Linked DNA regions of Homo sapiens: all the other regions are linked to region 1. Evidence: read pairs that join two places in POLR2A ChIA-PET (ENCODE). Cell type or tissue: endothelial cell of umbilical vein. All regions are shown on one strand. Region 1 overlaps PPAT (phosphoribosyl pyrophosphate amidotransferase). Region 2 overlaps PAICS (phosphoribosylaminoimidazole carboxylase and phosphoribosylaminoimidazolesuccinocarboxamide synthase). Region 3 overlaps NOA1 (nitric oxide associated 1).

What was found. Peaks named below come from ENCODE experiments on the same cell type or tissue, not always from the same donor. Only the 100,000 strongest peaks of a DNase experiment are listed, where the experiment ranks them.
Region 2: POLR2A ChIA-PET joins it to region 1 with 5 read pairs; 8 of 35 experiments call an interaction of 5 or more read pairs at or near these places.
Region 3: POLR2A ChIA-PET joins it to region 1 with 5 read pairs; 3 of 35 experiments call an interaction of 5 or more read pairs at or near these places.

The regions. Positions count from the first base shown.
Region 1 is chr4:56,403,695-56,407,694 of GRCh38, reverse strand. It overlaps PPAT (phosphoribosyl pyrophosphate amidotransferase), which reads left to right. Exons shown (of 11, transcript NM_002703.5): 2 at 1-45; 3 at 994-1,200. Among named protein-coding and RNA genes, the nearest start is that of AASDH, 18 kb to the right of the region's middle. In endothelial cell of umbilical vein, no CTCF peak of the experiment used is centred here; a DNase peak (open chromatin) is centred at 2,454; H3K27ac peaks cover 1,361 bases.
Region 2 is chr4:56,455,005-56,459,004 of GRCh38, reverse strand. All of the region lies in intron 8 of PAICS (phosphoribosylaminoimidazole carboxylase and phosphoribosylaminoimidazolesuccinocarboxamide synthase), which reads right to left. Among named protein-coding and RNA genes, the nearest start is that of SRP72, 11 kb to the left of the region's middle. RefSeq lists an enhancer at 1-7. In endothelial cell of umbilical vein, no CTCF peak of the experiment used is centred here; no DNase peak of the experiment used is centred here.
Region 3 is chr4:56,968,816-56,972,815 of GRCh38, reverse strand. The region is part of intron 3 of NOA1 (nitric oxide associated 1); the gene reads left to right. Among named protein-coding and RNA genes, the nearest start is that of NOA1, 6.8 kb to the left of the region's middle. In endothelial cell of umbilical vein, no CTCF peak of the experiment used is centred here; no DNase peak of the experiment used is centred here.

The DNA.
Region 1 (4,000 bases):
GTGACTAGTGATGGGAGTTCGGTGCCAACATTCAAATCACACAAGGTAAATTTGAACTTTAAGAAATGTTGATGACAGACCAAGTGCGGTGGTTCATGCCTGTAATCCCAGGACTTTGGCAGGCCAAGGCAGGAGGATCACCTGAGGTCGGGAGTTCAAGACCAGCCTGACCAACATGGAGAAACCCTGTCTCTACTAAAAATACAAAATTAGCCAGGCGTGGTGGCGCATGCCTGTAATCCCAGCTACTTGGGAGGCTGAGGTAAGAGAATCGTTTGAACCTGGGAGGCGGAGGTTGTGGTGAGCTGATATTGCGCCATTGTACTCCAGCCTGGGCAACAAGAGTGAAACTCCATCTCAAAAAAAAAAAAGAAAGAAAAAAGAAATGGGATGACAAAGATAACAAAGACAGATGATCATTAATATGGGGAGGGGGATTTGAATAAATAATTTGCAATCAAAAGTAATATTCTTTGGATCAGCCACTTTCAACTTTATATCCTAACATTTGTCAAATTAGGATGTATTTCTTCCCCAGTTATACTTTTTTGCCTAAGACCAACTCAAATAGGGGGTCATTTATTTAAATGCTTTAAGATGCTTTGATTTTTTTAATGCAAATTTTAGTTTTTATACTTGACAAATTTTATTGCTTACTACATCTGTTCTTAAATGTTTTAGTGAATAGTATCTTATGAAACACAAGTGCTTCAACATTGTGAAGGTATTAAATGCCACTAAATTGTTCTTTTTAGAATGGTTAATTTTATGGTATGTGACTTTTGCCTCAGTAAATTTTTTTAAGTAAGTGCTTCACAGTTCTTACAATTAGGTTATTTGTTTTTGACTTTTTTTTAGATTAGAATTCTGAAACACAGAGATATTAAATGTACTTCTTTGTCTTATTTGGATTGGCTGGGCAGAGAAGAGAGGCGTTTATTACTAGCAGTACTAGTCTGTTTTTTTCTAAGTTGCACTTTTTGATTTCTCAAGGGAATGGGTCTTGTAAATCACGTCTTTACTGAAGACAATTTGAAAAAATTATATGTTTCAAATCTTGGAATTGGACACACCAGGTATGCCACCACAGGAAAATGTGAACTAGAAAATTGTCAGCCCTTCGTTGTTGAAACACTTCATGGGAAGATAGCTGTGGCACATAATGGCGAATTGGTAAATGCTGCTCGATTAAGGAAAAAGGTACGTTTGTTTGTTTGTTTTCCCTAGGCCTTTTTAAATGATTAGGATGGGTTAATGAATAAAAGTTAAGGATCTTTGTAAAGGGCATTTTCTAATTGTTGCTACCTGTTACCTAACTGCAACAAACAATTGCATCAGAATGATCTGGAGTACTTGTTACAATTCCAGATTGTAAGCTATCCCCTAGAGTTCGAGACAAGGGTGAGAATATGCATTTTAGACTCACTTTTTGAATGCACTGCTTTAGAGATTTGGGAGAGTTGATTTATGGATGGAAGCATAGAGAAATTAGAGTTTATGGACTTGCTATCTCTTTAACTCTGTTGCTATGTTCAAAGCTTGTATGAGATAAGAAAAATCAAGCCATTTTTCCTATTCTCAGACTCAGCACACTTCTGTCACCAAATAGGGGGGTTTCTTATACCAGCAGTTTTCCAGAGGACACCAAATGGGTATCCTATAATTCAATTGTATTCTGATAGTACCTGGAGGTAAAGTCAGGTTCCAGAAGTTAAGGGCTCAGTCCCAGAAGTTAAGGGCTCAGTCCCACAAGATTGTCCCGCACTTCAGATGCCAGTTGCAAGTCCAGGCCTTTGGTACATCTGACAACCAGTTATAAATTGGGAGTTCCTGCAACAGCCCTAGCACTACCTTTGGTTTCAAACATCACAAAACTCAAGAAAGTGCTTTGTATACATTTACCAGTTTATTATAAAGGATATTACAAAGGCTACAGAAGAACAGTCTGGTGAAAAGATGGAAAAGGCAGGGTATGTGGGAACGAGTGTGGAGCTTCCATGCCCTTTCCAGGGGCACCACCCTCCAGGCATCTCCAAGTGTTCAGCTATCCAGAAGCTCTCTGAACCTAGTCATTGTGGATTTTTATGGAGGCTTCATGAAGTAGGCACGAATGATTAAATCATCAGCCACTGGTGATCAGCTCAACCTTTAGCCTTTGTCCCCTTCCCTGGGGGTCCAGGGATGAAGCTGGAAGCTCCAACCCTCTGGTTGATTCCCCTGGCAACTAGCCCTCATACTGATGCTGTGCAGGAGCCCCTAGCTACCAGTCATCTCAACAGCATACAAAAGGACACCTATCATTTTGGCAATTCTAAGGGTTTTAGGAGCTGTGTACCAGGAAAGACCAGGATAAAAATAACATATATAAATCTTCTTACATATCACAAAAGCATAAAAATAAAATGGAGTATAAACTTGAAGATGACATGAAAAAATGAATTGGAAACAATGACAGGAAACTAGAATATGGGAAAAGGGACGGAGACTGTTTACTTAAACTCTTGGTTCACAGCATGTTGTTTGGAGCTTTCTGTGCTAATGATGTCAAATTTGTGCCTATGCTTTCATTCATCATTTCATCTTTCTTTTTTTTTTTTTTTAACTGCCTGTCTTTATATTCATTCCTAGTAGCTTCCTTTTATCCATTCAGGCATTCATTAATTAATGTTGAGTTTCTTCAGTTTATTAGCTCCCAATAACCTTGACTTGGTAACTTCAGAACCTGGTGATATTTAGTAATAGATGGTTACATGCACACCCCATCCTATAAGCATTCTAGAGCTGGGCAATTCACATATGATGAACAGTTACAGAAGCTTAATAATAATGAACTGCTGGGTCAAAAATATCTAGAACCCAGGCTTTTGTACCACTCACTGTCATTCCATTTTTTAGTTCTGTCTTTAGACATTTCCTAGAGCTTTGTCCAGCCCTGTTCATAGGCATTATAATGACCTTATTGTGCTTTTCTGTCCCCAAATGAAAAAATACATAGTTCATTTAAAAATTCAGACAATCATGAAAGTATAAATATGGAGTAAAAATTTCTTAAAAATTCACCACTTAGAGATAACCACTAACTCACTGTTTCCTGACATAATGACTTACCTAGATGCTAAACTTTATCTTTACCTTTAGCTCCCTACTGAAAATGTTCTGTAGTGCCCATTCAGACTCAATCTGTGCATGTCCATGGGGCTGCCCTTGTCTTGGTCAGTCCTGCTCAGAACTTTGTAATTATCATAGAGTACACTCAAGCGATATTTATTACATCTGCTACATTTCATTGTTCAATACAGTTGATTACTTTCTTCTATCAGTAATAATCAATGAGGATGGGTAGCCACCATTATGATCACTAACAAACCCAGCTTGAAAGTTATCACTGTAGTGTACTACTTTTATAGGAATATACCCAGTTCATCAAGAGTGTTGAGGGTAGAAAATGTCAGACCCACAAATCAAATTTTTGGGAACCCCTACCCACTTTCAGGTCTGCTTGCCTTCAGATTTAGTATTCAAAAGCTTTTCTGTACATCTCATAAAGCACATTTTTCCTGCTTGAAAATCTTCTAGATTTCCTATTGCCTCCAGCCATGGTCATCCGTTATTAGTATATACATACTATTAGCGCAGGAGTCCCCAACCCCTGTGCTAGGGACTAGTACCAGTCTGTGGCTTGTTAGGAACCAGGCCACACAGCAGGAGGTGAGTGGTAAGTGAAACTTCATCTGTATTTATAGGTGCTCCCCATCGCTCACTATTACCACCTGAGCTCTGTCTCCTGTCCAGATCAGCAGCAGCATTAGATTCTCCTAGGAGCATGAACCCTGTTGTGAGCTGTGCATGCAAGGGATCCAGGTTGTGCTCTCCTTATGAGAAGCTAATGTATAATGCCTGATGATCTGTTACTGTCTCCCATCACCCCCAGATGGGACTGTCTAGTTGCAGGAAAACAAGCTCAGGGCTCCCACTGATTCTAGATTATGGTGAGTTGTAT
Region 2 (4,000 bases), 51 kb before region 1:
AGTACCTGTTCTTAGACAAACTTGAGCTATGTTGTTTTGACAGTTTTCTAGCTAATCTTTCTATCTGCATTTGAACTATTTTAATATTTTTGAGCAGTAAAAGTCAAATCCGTAGAATAATTTTAGGAAATGTCAAGTTATAAATAAATATTAATAAGATCCAAGACAGCAGAATAAAAAAGTAACATCCTAGGGGCCACATGTCTGCTCAGGCAGAGTGTCTTGAGGTGGTACTATTATGTCTAGTGTTTGCTAGAATCAGGGGTACTATTATGTCTAGTGTTTGCTATAGTTCCAAAAGCTCGATTTTCCCGATATTCTTGGAATTCATCAGGCTCTTTGACTCCCATTATCCACAAGAACAGAGTCAAATACAAATCACAAGGCCAATTTACTAATTTGTATTAATACGTTATTTTATGGAGCTCCACCCCTTAATATGTGGTATTGGTCAAGTTACTTCACGTTAATTTATTCTCCTCTTCTGTGAGAAGGGAATTTTAACTAGTAGCTACCTGATGTGACACTTCAATGAGTTAATAACATAGATAAAGTGCTTAGAGCATTGCCTGGTACACAGTATGTGCTCCAAGAATGTCAACCACTATTGTTAGCACGCTAGGTAGAGTGCTCCACTCTAATATTTGAAATAACCTGTGCCTCCTGCCCAGGACTCCCTTTCTGGTAAAAGAATAGCTTAAATTGCAGAAAAAAAAAAAAAAGTTATCTAGTGAGCATGACATCAGAGATGAGAAATATGGGCGGTCTTCAGGATTTTACACAGGTTACTGTAAAACTACTCCTCAAAAGATTATCCCCAATTCTAGTGATCATTATGTACAAGTCTTCCAGATTATTTGTCACTCCTGAAACAACACTACTATAAAAACTGCCAATTTTTTGCTTATCATGCTCCCCTTTTGTAAGCTCCATGGGTATCTATACAATTCCTCTGGCATAAATTTGGTTACAGCTTTATTTGTAGCCGCTGATTTTTAGCTTGAGACATTTGTATAATCACATCTTGTTAAAGATAGCTTAGGCACAAAATTTAATTCTCAGAGCCTATAAAAACAGTAAAGGAAATAGGCATGAACACACAAGGCCAGATAACAGCAGTAACATTTTGGCAACTGAAAGGCAAACACAGTGGTAGCTAAGTTAGCAGACCAAGAAAACTTAATCAAAATTAGCTGGCATGGTGGTGCATGCCTGTGATTTCAGCTACTTGGGAGGCTGAGGCAGGAGAATCGCTTGAACCTGGGAGGCGGAGGTTGCGCCATTGCATTCTAGCCTGGGCAACAGGAGCGAAACTCCATTTAAAAAAAAAAAAAAAAAAAAACTTAATTCTAAACTGAAAGCAGGGAAAGATGAGAAGCAACATGACTGACATTACAGAACTCCCCCAAAGGGTGACTGACTAAATTAGTGGCACCAGATACCTTTGGAAGGGAATAGGGACTAAGAAGAAGATGACTGACTCGAAGTCTAAGAAGAAGCTAGGTCCTCAAATCTCCTTCCCCACTCCATCTACCTGAGTAACTGCCTCTTTAAAGCACTGTAGCAATTTTTTTCTTTTTAAACATTATTTTTTTCTGAGACACGGTCTCGCTCTGTCATCCGGAGTGCAGTGGTGCAATCACGGCTCACTGCTGCCTCAACTTCCCAGGCTCCAGTGATCATCCCACCTTGGCTTCCCAAGTAGCTGGGACCACAGGCGTGTGCCACCATGCCTAGCTAATTTTTGTATTTATGGTAGAGATGGGGTTTCGCCAGGTTGCCTAGGCTGAGCTCAGGCAATCCACCAATCTCTGCCTCCCAAAGTGTTGGGATTATAGGCATGAGCCACCAAGCCAGGCCTTTAATTTTTCTGAAGGTAAAACAGACTTCAGTCTTGGCGTCTTTGAACTAGGGGACGCCAGGCACAGACAACTTTTGTTCTCTGAGTAATTCTGGTCAACACTTAAGAAAATACCTAGACACTAATGTGAGGGGTTGTTTGAAGAACAATCCCTACCAGATACACCCCACAGTGAAGCCCAATTTTGACACGGACCACCCACTTGAAGTTTCCAATTGTTTTTTATAGTATTCCACTCTTAAAAGCGCAAACAGCCAAGGATTACCAGACAGCTGAAGAAAGTAACTATATGCAACAGACTATAATCATCTCCAGAGAACAAAAAAGAGCTTTTGGAAATTTAAAAACATACAAACACAAACAACAACAACAACAAAAACCCAGAAAACAAAAACCAAAAGAAATATAAAAACATTGTGTAAAAAAAAAAAAAAAAACCCCAGAGGCAGTGGTTCCTACCCAATCCCAACACTTTGGGAGGCTGAGGTGGGAAGATTGCTTGAGTCCAGGAGTTCAGGACAAGCCTGGACAACATACGGAGTGCCCATCTCTACAAAAAGTAAAAAAATTAACCAGGTGTGATGGTGTGGGCCTGTAGTCATAGCTACTTGGGAGTTTGAGGTGGGCGGATCACATGAGCCCGGGGAGTTCAAGGGTCCAGTGAGATATGATCATGCCACTGTGCTCCCACCTGGGCAACAGAGCAAGACCCTGTGTCAAAACAAACAAAAAACACCTGTATCCAAAATGAAGGCCGGGCACAGTGGCTGACGCCCATAACCTCAGCACTTTGGGAGGCCAGGGCAGGCAGATCACCTGAGGTCAAGAGTTCGAGACCAGCCTGGCCAACATGGTGAAACCACATCTCCACTAAAAATACAAAAATTAGCCAGGCGTGGTGGTGCATACCTATAATCCCAGGTACTCAGGAGGTTGAGGCACGAGAACCGCTTGAACCTGGGAGGCGGAGGCTGCAGTAAGCTGAGATTGCGCCATTGCACTCCAGCCTGGGCAAGAGAGCCCGACTCCGTCTCAAGAAAAAAAAGAAAAACTCAATAGAAGGGTTGGAATGTAAAATTTAGGAAATATTCCAGAAAGTATACCAACAAGACAAACAAGTAGAATAGAAATCAAGGGAAGCCCAAATTTATTCAAATTCAAAAATGAGAAGAGAGAATATGGAGGGGTATGAAAATTAAATAATTCAAGGAAAATGGGGACTAAGAAATCAGAATTTCAGATTAAAAGAGCTCACCGAAAGTCCATAATGAAAACAGACTCAGCACATCACATCTGTGTAAAATTTAAGAACAATGAAAACAGACAAAAGATCCTGAAAGATTCCAGAGAGAAACAAAATTCATAAGAAACCTAGAATCAGACTGGTGGAAAAGCAATGGAGTCCTCAACTGTGGATGCTAGGAGACAGTGGAGTAATAATGCTCCCAAAATTCCAAAGCAAAATGATTTTCAGCATAGGATTCTATTTCTAAACTATCAAGTATAGGGCTTCAATATACACATTTTAGATACACAAGGTATCAAAATTTACCTTTTGTATTCTTTTGCCCCCAAGTTCAAGAATGTACTCCAACAAAATAAAAATAAACCAAGTAAGGGGAAAACATGGGAGATCCAAGCCTAGAGAAAGGCAAAATGAGTCTCCAAAATTATGGTAAAGGGGGATCCTAAGACAACAGCAGTACAGGATGCCTAGAGAGAAGCCAGTCCACTGGACCAGGTTGGAGGGCTCAAAGACTTAATATACTTGACACATATCAAGACTGGATATATACAGATATGAGAAAAGTTAGGGATTTTAGTAATAAAGCAAATCTCCTACTGAAACAATATTGACCCTCATAAACTGCAGAATATCAGATCATATCTTGGACTATGATGAACGAACCACAACACTGTTACGTGATCCAGTTCCATCAGCCAAAAGGGGACTTCCTTATGTTATTATCTTTTATCCCCAATTTTTTATTTTGAGACCGAGTCTCACTCTGTTGCCCAGTTTGGAATCCATTGGTACAATCTTGACTCACCTCTGCCTCCCAGGTTCAAGCGATTCTCCTACCTCAGCCTCTGAGTAGCTGGGATTACAGATGCTCACCACCATGCCTAGGTAATTTT
Region 3 (4,000 bases), 570 kb before region 1:
TTTGATAGACTTCATTGCTGACAACCAACTTATTTTATCATTGTGATTGTTACCTTGGTTAGGGAAACGTTTACAGAAGCCTAGGTTTTGAGGTTGGAAAAACACATAAATATCACTGGAGTCCAACTCCCTAGTCCCTGCTTGAATTACCTCTGTAACATATCCATCAAGGGGTCCTCCATCTTGAACTGAAAGGAGTGACTCACCAAAGCTGAAACTGTCATGTCACCTTCCAAGGTAACTCATTTGGGTCTTTGACCTTCTCTTTGTATTGAGTGTACTGAGCTGAATAGTCTCCCTGTAACATGTATCCATTGTTCCCCAAAGCCATCTGGGACTAAGGTAATACCTATTTCCCTTGCCAGACAAATATTTTAAAATGTAACGTCCCATCTCTTCTTCACCTATCCCTCCCTTTTCTTCTCTTTCATTACTTCATCCAGCAAACGTTGAGCATTCACTGTGCCCACAATCTGGATTATTTGTCTTCATTTCCTACAGCTGTGCTGTAGGAAACAGGCTATTCATTGGCCCAGGCCTCTTCAGAATGTTTTCTATGTTTGTTCTTAAAGTGTGACACTGAGAACTCAGTGCTCTCAGGTGAGCATGATTTAGAATAGCATTAACTCCGACCGGGCGCAGTGGCTCACGCCTGTAATCCCAGCACTTTGGGAGGCCCAGGCGGGCAGATCACAAGGTCAGGAGATCGAGACCATCTGGGCTAACACGGTGAAACCCTGTCTGTACTAAAAATACAAAAAATTAGCCAGGAGGTAGTGGGCACCTGTAGTCCCAGCTACTCGGGAGGCTGAGGCAGGAGAATGGTGTGAACCCGGGAGGCGGAGCTTGCAGTGAGCTGAGATCGTGCCACTGCACTCCAGTCTGGGTGACAGAGCAAGACTCTGTCTCAAAAAAAAAAAAAAAAGAATAGCATTAACTCCACCTGTCTTGTCCCTATGCCTCTCTTTTATCCAATTGCTCATGGACAACTTTGGGCCTCATAGGTAACTTTGACTTTGTCTTGTTAAATTCAGCCTATATCTTACTCTGTTAAATATTCATTCAATCTCATTACTTTTTATATTTGCAGTTTGGATCTTCATTCAGATCATTGATTGACTCAAATGTGCATCCAGGATACAGCCTCACAACAGATTCATTAATCATTTCCTTCGAATCTGGTTACTGACCAGTTTCCGATTTTCTAATTATCTCTGTATCTCCCTACAAAACCACATTGGTTTCTTAGGTACTTTTCTTGGCCTCATCAGGAACACTTATAGTTACATTCTCAGAATTGTATTCTATTTGGTGTCCCCTGTCATTGAATCATACACACCTTTTAAATTTTATTGCTCTCCTGGAATAATTGCTCATGCCATCTTTTCTTCCTTAGCAGTCCAAAAGTTCAGAGCTGCTTTCTAATAATATTCTGTCACTTTAGCTTAATGAACTAATTCTTCCCCCACCATACTTTTTTTTTTTTTTTTTTTTTTTTTTGAGATGGAGTCTGACTCTCTTGCCCAGGCTGGAGTGCAGTGGCGCAATGATCTTGGCTCACTGCAACCTCTGCCGCCTGGGTTCAAGCGATTGTCCTGCCTCAGCCTCTCGAGTAGCTGGTATTAGAGGCATGTACCACCACACCCAGCTACTTTTTGTATTTTTAATAGAGACAGGGTTTCGCCATGTTGGCCAGGCTGGTCTCAAACCCCTCACCTCAGGTAATCCACCCACTTCAGCCTCCCAAAGTGCTAGGATTGTGGATGGGAGCCACTACGCCCAGACTAATTCTTCCCTTTCAGATGCTATTAGATCAGGCATAGCAGTTACTTCAGTCATATATCCTCTATTAAATAGTTGTGTCAGAAAGGCAAGAATTTGCAAAATACTCTAGACAGCAGAATGAGAACCCCAAATTTTTAGATATAAACGTCTGTCAGCACTGGTAGTTTGCTTCTCTGTTAGTTTACAGATAAACTTATTTGATGTCTTAAACCAGGGTTTCCCAGACTGAACCAAGGATCTCTGTTGTGAAATGAAAGTATTAAGACTCAGGCTGTGCACAGTGCCTCACACCTGTAGTCCCAGCACTTTGGGAGGCCGAGGTGGGAGGATTGCTTGAGCCCAGGAGTTTGAGACCAGCCTGGGCAACATGCCAAAACTGTATCTCTACTAAAAATACAAAAAATTAGCTGGGCATGGTGGTACATGCCTGTAATCCCAGCTATTGAGGAGGCTGAGGCACAAGAATCACTTGATACACTTATTGGGAGGCAGAGGTTGCAGTGAGCCGAGATCATGCCACTGCAGCCCAGCCTGGGCAACAGAGTGAAACCCTGTCTCAACAAAAAAGAGAGACAAGGTTTCCCCTGTTGCCCAGGCTGGAATGCAGTGGCGTGATCAAGTAACTTCAAAGTCCTGGGCTCAACCAATTCTCCCACTTCAGCCTCCCAAGTAGCTAGGGCCACAGGTACATACCACCATGCCCAACTAATTGTTTAGTTTTTGTAGAGACAGGACCTCGCTATGTTGCCCAGTCTGGTCTAGGCTGGAGTGCAGTGGTGGAATCTTGGCCCACTGTAACTTCTGCCTCCCTGGCTCAAGCAATCCTCCACCTCAGCCTCCAGGGTAGCTGGGAACTACAGACACACGCCACCCCAGCTAATTTTTGTATTTTTCATAGAGGTGAGGTTTTGCCGTGTTGCCCAGACTGGTCTCAAACTCCTGAGCTCAGCTGGGCACAATGGTGCATACCTGTAATCCCAGCACTTTGGAAGACCAAGGTAAGTGGATCACTTGAGGTCAGGAGTTCGAGACCAGCCTGGCCAACATGACAAAACCCCGTCTCTACTAAAAATACCAAAAAAATTAGCCAAGCATGGTGGCGCACGTCTGTAATCTCAGCTACTTGGGAGACTGAGACAGGAGAATTGCTTGAACCCGGGAGGCAGAAGTTGCAGTGAGCCAAGATCACACCATTGCACTCCAGCCTGGGTGACAGAGCAAGACTCCGTCTCAAAAAAAGAAAAAAACTCCTGAGCTCAAGTGATCTGCCTGCCGCTGCCTCTGAAAGTCCTGGGATTACAGGCATGAGCCACCATGGCTGACCTGCAAATGGCTTTTAATGTGCCTTTTCAAACACAAATAATGAAGAAAACTATCTGCAGCCCCCTTATTATTTTTTTGTGAGCTGCTATGTATCATTTCTATTTTTTATTTTCTTGTTATTCTCTTTTTTTCCTTTGAGACGGAGTCTTGCTCTATGGCCCAGGCTGGAGGGCAGTGGTGCAATCTCGGCTCACCACAACCTCCGCCTCCCGGATTCAAGTGATTCTCCTGCCTCAGCCTCCCGAGTAGCTGGGATTACAGGTGCACGCCACCACGCCCGGCTAATTTTGTATTTTTAATAGAGATGGGCTTTCTCCATGTTGTTCAGGCTGGTCTCAAACTCCTGACCTCAGGTGATCTGCCCGCCTTAGCCTCCCAAAGTGCTGGGATTACAGGCGTGAGCCACCGCGCCCAGCCTCTTGTTAAGAAAGAAGTTTACAAGTTTTGTGTCCAATTTGTACCTTCTTTATTCTTTTTTAACCAGATTTTGATTCCTTAAATCTTTGCAGAATCTTGTACTTCTGTCTTTCCTTTTCTATTTTTCTCTAGTCTCTCTAGGAACTTGTCATCCTTAGAAGGGATTTATTATAAATCATAGGGATAAATTATAAATCCTCTGTGTTATAAGCATAGGGGATTTATAACTTTTTCTCATTCTCTGCTGAATATTTGGGAGAAATAAGGAAATTGAAGACCAGAATTTAGAAAGAGGTTCTTCAGCCACTTTACTTGCTCCTAGAATGGGGTGACCATTTTGCATTTAATGCATGCATACTTACCACTAGGACATAAGGTCACGTATACCATTACTTTAAGCGGAAATTGCTACTGCCCACAAGCCTTGATAAGGAGAGCATATATTTTCTATCTTGGTATTGAATCAACATGTTTT